2 separate regions of the Homo sapiens genome follow, and region 1 is linked to region 2. Evidence: read pairs that join two places in POLR2A ChIA-PET (ENCODE). Cell type or tissue: endothelial cell of umbilical vein. All regions are shown on one strand. Region 1 overlaps CERS6 (ceramide synthase 6). Region 2 overlaps CERS6 (ceramide synthase 6).

What was found. ChIA-PET counts read pairs that join two places held together with the same protein. Peaks named below come from ENCODE experiments on the same cell type or tissue, not always from the same donor. Only the 100,000 strongest peaks of a DNase experiment are listed, where the experiment ranks them.
Region 1: POLR2A ChIA-PET joins it to region 2 with 6 read pairs; 2 of 35 experiments call an interaction of 5 or more read pairs at or near these places.

The regions. Positions count from the first base shown.
Region 1 is chr2:168,733,010-168,737,009 of GRCh38, reverse strand. The region is part of intron 8 of CERS6 (ceramide synthase 6); the gene reads right to left. Among named protein-coding and RNA genes, the nearest start is that of CERS6-AS1, 51 kb to the left of the region's middle. RefSeq lists an enhancer at 434-934. In endothelial cell of umbilical vein, no CTCF peak of the experiment used is centred here; no DNase peak of the experiment used is centred here.
Region 2 is chr2:168,630,488-168,634,487 of GRCh38, reverse strand. CERS6 (ceramide synthase 6) reads right to left here. Exons shown (of 10, transcript NM_203463.3): 4 at 3,446-3,503. Among named protein-coding and RNA genes, the nearest start is that of MIR4774, 50 kb to the right of the region's middle. In endothelial cell of umbilical vein, no CTCF peak of the experiment used is centred here; a DNase peak (open chromatin) is centred at 1,597; H3K27ac peaks cover 866 bases.

The DNA of each region.
Region 1 (4,000 bases), 100 kb before region 2:
GGATCCCCTTAGCACAAATTCTAGACAAATCCACCGAAAATAGAGTCAGATCCACACATTTATCAGACAGGGACCAGAGGCGAGAGAGCCTAAGAGAATTTCATCACCTTCTGTGAGGGCGAGGTAGCATGAGAGTAAAGGGGAAGGGCAGGCATGAGTGACATGCTGCCAGCAAGCCTGTCGTGCACTGCCTGCCATGCCAGGGCTGTCCTTACACATGCATCAGCTCCATCTGAAAACCTGGAAGGAAAATGCTAGCCATCACACGATTCTCTTTGACTAAATGTTGCAGCTGGATTATTCTTCACTTTCCCTGTTCTAATTTGAACAGTCAGACGTTTCTCAATTTAAGCCTTTTTCCCTCAAAGAATCCTCCTCTACATAGGTACCCTTATCTAAGGCCCACCTACGGCCAGGCACTGGAGGCTGAGGCAGGAGGATCCTTGAGGCCAGGAATCCGAGACCAGGCTGGAAATCATGGTGAGATCCTGTTGCTACAAAACATTTTTTTTTCTTAATTAGCTGGGCACAGTGGACACGCCTGTAGTGCCCGTGCTTGGGAGGCTGAGGCAGGAGGATCCCTTGAGCCCAGGAGTTTGAGGCTGCAGTGAGCTATGACTGTGCCACTGTACTCCAGCCTGGGCAACAGAGCAAGATTCTGTCTTTTTAAAAAAAAAGCCCACTTGGGTCTGATAAGGTCCTCATTGTGTACATGTATCAACTATCGTTTTCAAATGAAATAGACACAGTGCTATACAGTGCTTTAAACCTTGAGATACTTTCATGTGCATATTTACTTAATATACACAAAAACTCTTTACCAAGGAAGGCCTTATTACACTTACTTACAGTAATGGTAACAAAAGTATGAGAAGAGTGCTGATTTTATCAAGTTTACTAAGAGTAAATTAATACCAAATCAAAACACCACCATGCCTGGTTAATTTTTACAGTTTTTCATAGAGATGGGGTCATGGGGTCTTGCATTATTACCCAGGCTAGTCTTAAACTCCTGGCCTCAAGCAGTCCTTTCGCCTCAGTGTCCCAAAGTGCTGGGATTACAGGTGTGAGTCACCCCACTCAGCTGCCTAGAAAAATATTTCTTTCTTTCTTTTTTTTTTTTTTTTTTGAGACAGGGTCTCCTTCTGTCTCCTAGGCAGAGTGCAGTAGCACAATTACAGCTCACTGCAGCCTCAATCATCCAGGCTCAAGTGATCCTCCTGCCTTAGCCTCCCAAGTAGCAGGGACTACAGGTATGTGACATCACGCCTGGCTGATTTTTTTTTTTAAATTTTTAGTAGAGATGGGGCCTCACTATGTTGCCCAGGCTGGTCTTGAACTCCTGAGCTCAAGCAATCATCCTGCCTCTTCAGTCTCCTAAAGTGCTGGGATTGTAGGCATGAGCCACTGCACCTGGCCAAAATACTTCTTAAGTGCTGTTGGTGACAAAAGCTCACCAGCACTTCATACTCTGTACTCGGAAACTGTTTCATGTCCAAGGATCACACTCATAGAGCCCTGAAACGGTCTGATTATATTTCCACAATCTAAACAGAAGAAACAGAATTAGGGTGTCAATCACACCCTCTTACCCCAGAAAAAAACTGTTCTTGTATAAATTTTTAGGAAGCAGAAATGACTAAGATGGGTACAATTTATAGGCCTAAATCTACCATTAACCTTAATTGATCAGTTGCTTATTAACTTTTTTTTTTTTTGCAGGGGTGTGGAAGTAGTCTGTTAAAAGTATTATATGGCATGAAGTTGTATCAGCACTGATAGCTGCAAATGAGCCTGGCACGGAGTTAAAAAGTCCTACACTGACTGAATAATCAAAGTGCCAATACTGTTCAATTGAGGAGGGGTGAGACATAAGATTAGTCTTGCAAACCTAAAGAACACATACTCAGTGAAGAACTGGTCCACTTGAGAATAATGTATGTGTTTAAATGCTTTGAATCTGTGCTTGGATGATACTTTATGTTTAACTCCTGTGGCCTAATATTTATTTCTTAAAGATTGTTCTACCTTATGCTTAAGGAGCTGAAACTCTATAGTGTCATTTGTCAGGATAGTGATTATGTGCAAGTGGGAGAGTTTTTTTAAGTCAACAATAAATGTCTTGCACTGTGAAAATAGCAGCTTGACTCCCACATTCATTTAGTAGCAGAAGGCATGAAATGAATTGGCCTTTTTGAATTATTTCCAAAATGTGCTCCAGATGCATATAGATAGAGCACTAAATATAAACCTAGTTGCTTTTGTTTTTGTCCCATTGCTAAGCAACTTTTAAACCAAAGTGATATAGAATGAGTTCATCATCACTGTTCTTCAAATTTAAGTCTGTAAGAAAACAAAGCCATGTATGTTCCCAATATACAGTCTGATTAACCGTTGACTACTGATAGATGGCCAAATACAGCCATGCTGATGTGTGCGTGTGCATGTGTGTGTGTGCGTGTCTGTCTGTCTTTTGTTCCTGATGGATTCGTTCATCAGGTTCAGTGTTAGCTTCCTATTTATAGTGGCATAAATGGTTCAGTGTTAGTGTCCTATTTATAGTGGCATAAATTATACCAAGGACATGTGCCGCTCAGATCTCCCTGCAAGACATTTTGTCACTCAGCTGTGATGGGCACAGTTAGCTGAAAGCCTCCAGCAGCAGTGCCCTCAGAATCTGCCCCAGGGTGTGAGCCAAGGCATGTCTTTCCTGGGCATCTCCCAGCCAATAACTGATGGTCAGCTTATTTTTTTTTCCTTCTATACACTGCAGGCTTTTTAAACAAGTAGTCTACGTCCACTATCTCTTTTTGCTCACCGCCCACACCTCCTATACCAGAATCCCTTGCATGGATAATTCTATACATTTTTTTTGAACTAGAAGGTCACCAACCCCCTCATGATTGCCAAAGCATAACATCATAAAACTTTTAGAGCTTTTAGCTCTAAAACTTTTAGCAAGTGAGATTTATTCCAATTCTCCCATTTTATGGATGAAGAAGAGAACATGTACAATTTCACAGCGACTGGTAATTTCATTTGCCTTGATCTGCCCTGCAGTATTTGATACTGCTGACCCCTCCATTTTGAAGCAAAGTATTGGCAATCTGATTTTTCCCCCTAATGGGTTCAAGAGAAGGCCTGAGAAACTTTCCTGACGATAAGCCACGTTACGCATGGGAAGTGATCACTATCACATGTGTCCATTGCAATCCAGATTCTTGGGCAAGACCCTTGTCAACCTTTACCTGCTCCTCTACCATCATCATGTTTCCAGAATTGTCAGAGGCTTTTGTTATGACTGGAAAAACTCCCTAGAAACCTATTCAGTCTTCCTCCTGTGCTGGAGTTGAGCTGCTTATCTCTTAACTTTATATACTCGTCTACTGTAAGATACGCATTTGGTTAAATGACGGCTCTAGTAACTGACATACCTTACTGTCAAATTTTTCTCCCTTTTCTCCAATAAAAGTGCATTACTTTGTACTGCCAAGAAGTTTTCAGATGTAGAAGCAATAAGGAGCAGCAAGTTGTCATTGCATACTGGGAACAGTGTTAACATGAAGGAAAATTAACTCTCTTTCCTCTTCACTAAGGGGAAAACAATCTCCATCTGTTCTCAGGTGATGTGGAAATCCACTTAGCTGTTTTTCAAGGTTCTCAAGATACTGGTCCAGAGAAGCGTATCCTGATTCTAGTTCTAAATGATAACATGAGAGTTTTAAGGCCTATTTGTTGTACCAAGACTCTACAAGCACAAAAAGTGCCAGCAAAATACAGTTTCAATGAAACTGTTGGGTTTTCACGTAAATGCAATGAAGCTGTTTTGTCTGAAATCTCAAAACCATTAAGGCCCTTATTTATGTGATAAACATGTTCCATTTTATTCCTTTTATTGTTTTGCAGCAGGAAGCAAGTGACAATATCTCCACATTTAATTACGAAAAGAAGCCCCATGAACTCATGGAAGCCACTGGTGTGATACTTATCTGATGTAGAT
Region 2 (4,000 bases):
TGGGCCAAGATTGCACCACTACACTCCAGCCTGGGCGGCAGAGCGAGACTCCATCTCAAAAAACAAACAAACAAACAAACAAAAACCCCACATGATCAGACATGTAGTTTATAAGAAAAAATAGAACCTAGGAAAATGTGTTAATTTGTATGTGTACACTGTCTGCTAGGACTTCAGAGCACCTTAAGTATTTCTAGGTCTTCTTTAACAAAAGTATTTGACTCTGCTAATTATAAGTATGAGCAGACTCTCTTATATACAGCAATTATAGAATAAGATTATATTGTCAGGCTTACTTTCAACTGCTTAAATATTTCCTACCAACACAGCAGTAACTTTACTGAATAGTTCACTAACATGTCTGTAAGGTTGTTCTGTAGTGTCTACTTCCCTATTTTTTAGGGTAGAATAGGTGCTTATTAAACCACCATAGAAAATGAGACACAACAGGCTCATTTGACCTAAAGACAGAAGAAAACCGATCAGTGCAAGCTGTCAGGGATTCTTCTAACAGCACATGTAATAATCCATATTTTTGATTCTAGAAGTAAGAGGCAGCTGTAGCCTCTAACCTCTTAAAATGGATCCACTACACTGGTATTATGAGAATTTTCCTACTGTACTTTTTGGAAGAATCTGAACACAAAGACAAATTTATGCTGTATTGATAGAACTATGTGCTTCTTATTTTCTGAAATTTAAGGTATTCTACAGATTTGAATTACCTTGTTTTGATTATTTCTGATGCAGCATCTTTAATTTTTTTTGTCTCAGTTTAGATTGGGCAAACATATTGTCCATTCCAAGAAAGTTAATAAAAATATTTTTAAAATATACATTAAAAGAAGTATTTAAAGTTCTACAAATAAGCAATAATGATTCAGCTAGGTCAAGCCTGCTACCCAAAGAAGGAAGTCACTCAGAAATCATGCTGAGGTTAGGGCAGTTAGGGTAGGCTTGCCAACTGGAGAGAGCTCTGGAATAAGAAAGAGGAGCATGTGTTTCTTGTCAGGTTCAGCCTTTAATAAACTGTGTGACCTTCTGAATGCCACCTACCCTCTTCTGGATTTCTGCCTCCTGAGCTGTGAAATGAGAGGGTTGGACAAGATGGCTTATGAAGTCCTCCAAAGCTATTTCAGTCAGATGAATTCTATGTATGCATTTCTACTTCGCATTATGAGTAAGACTAAACTACACAGCTCATCAAAAATTGAGTGCTGCTTGGATGGAATTAAAGAAAGAAATTCCCACACAAATTAATTCAACAAGAAGAACAGTGTCTAGTTCTTCTTTCCTTTCCTTTTTTTTTTTATTAAAAAAAAAAAGCATTTGTTATAACCAGAGGCAGTTGAAAGGAAATTGGCATAAAACTGGTCTAGTTTAAGAAAAAATAATTTCCAAGGAAACACTCTACTGACAGTTCCTCTTACTGCCTCGTGCAGACTCACTGAGGACTGGTGGATAAAAATTATTCTCATTCCATTCCATTTGTTTAGGGACAGAGTGAACCAGAGCTAAGCGTCAAAGTGTTTCCTGTTCTGATGACAGATAACCGCATTGCCGTATGAGAGCTAGAGAGGCTATATCCAGCAGGCCTAAAGGAAAAGAGCAAAAACGTGCTCATCCTCTCTTTCCTTTCTCACCAACAAAGCCCCTCACCAACAGAACCAGGCACGAATTCCAAACCTTGACCTTAGTTAACAACCCGACCTTCCCATGAAGCACACCTCCTCCACATCAGCTGAAATTCCATCCAAAGCTGTTTCCTCTTCCAAGGTAGTAAAGTTATAAGCACAAAAGCGCTATAGTCATTCTATTTTTTCTAGATAAGTAAATCTGAAAACTAGAACAGAATTCCAAAATAAGCCGTTTAAACCATGTTTATTTACTCCAGTTGAGAATTTCTTCATACACAGAAACCCCACAGAGTAAAACTCATCCTTCTAAATCGATTCAAATGGCCTCTGGGCCATATGGTCTTATTAAGTGAAAATAAGTGCAGTTACCAAAGGAAAAGACTACAAGTAAAAAACAATCCTCTAAAACAATATGATAATGGGAAACAACCACTATTTATAATAGAATTCACCACAGGCGGACAATATTTGATAACCCAGATTTTAAAATCTTAAATGTATTTAAAATTTCCATGTCAATATTTACAAGATTAATAAGGCATGAAATTTGGTGCATTCCCAATTTTAACAAAAATTCTGTAATAAATAAAGATAACACTGATATCACTTTGGAGGCTAATACTATAGAGAACTTTTAAAAATAATTCCCCATGTTATGCCAAATCACTATTGTTAATATGTGTACGACTATGAGAAGATAGGCCTTCACAGGGTTTTATTTAAGGAGTCTAACCCGACAGTAGTTCCAGTAAGAACTGAAATAACCTGGAAAGACTATAGCAGCCACAAGGAATTACTTTCATAGATTTCGGTCCCTCAGTTCATGCAGGATTATAGTAAAAGCAACAGCAGGGGAAATGATCTTATGAAAGAAATGAAATTTTCCACCAGCAGTTAGTGCTGCCCTGTTAGTAACTAGGCGAGAGAGAGAGAGACAGATATTATATATATAATATGTAATATATAATTATATAACACATAATAAATGTATAATATATAATATATATTATATAATATATATTATATAATATATAATAAATTATATAATATATATTATATATAACAAATATACATTTCTTTATTATATACAATATGAAAATATATATAATTATGTTATATATAATATAAATATAAATATAATATAAATATAAATTAAATATATATAAATATAAATATAAATATAAAATGTTATATATAATATAAATATAAAATATGCTATATATTATATAAATATTAAATATATTATATATTTAATATATAAATATTAAATATATATTATATTTAATATATAAATATTAAAAATATAATATATTTAATATGTATTTATATAATAGTTTATATATATTATATTAATATATAGTTTATATATTATATATTATATATTATATTTTTATATAATATATAATATAAATATATATTTACATATATTTACATAATATTATATAATATATATTATATAATATATATAGTTATTTCTACTGGTGAAGAGTACAGTGGTAATACATGCTGCAACAATTCATGTTTTCAAATTGTGTGATTGATGTAGAAACTCTAACTTCTTTCAAAGCATCAGATGGATTTTATAAGCTTCCTAATGCCTGAAAAGTAATAAATAACCCACTGGAGTGACTATGGGACTTAGCAACATCCGAAATATTTTTGTAAGTCAAATGAAAATGCACAAATAATTCTTAGGAAGCCTGATATGATTACCTAAAATATTATTACAGTCACACATTAAAAAAAAAAACCAGGATATAGACATACACTTACATAAGAATCATGTAAAATAGTTTGAGAGATCCTACCTTTTTCAGGAATCTGACTCCGTAGGTAAATACATAAAGGTAAAATGAAAATCTCCACCTGTAGAAGGTTAAAAAAAAATCTGTGACATTCAGTTTATATATTCACAGCATATACTGAAATATGTAAGGGAGGGAAAAGAGTTCATTAAATTAAATTTGTCCCCCTACCTCAACTAAGGATTAAACTTAATGAGCAATTTCAGTGCTAGCTGAAGCCATACACTGGTATACATGGCTTATAGAAAATATTTTGAGTATTATATTCATAACTTAATTTTTTCATTGTTAATTGCAATATTTGCCCAACTGCTCATCTTCTCATTCTCCAACATGTGAACTTCTTCTTGTTTATCACTCATGAAGGGATATGATTTGGTAATATGAAGGTATAATATCTGAATCAGACAAATAATTCAAAACTAACAACTGGAGTTAACTGAAGTTCATATTTGTTTTAAAAGAGTTAATATTTTAAAATTAGGTAAGAATTTCACTTTGTCTTTTAACAACTATATCAACATCTTTGTGGATGTTGCTAAAGGAAGGCATATAGAA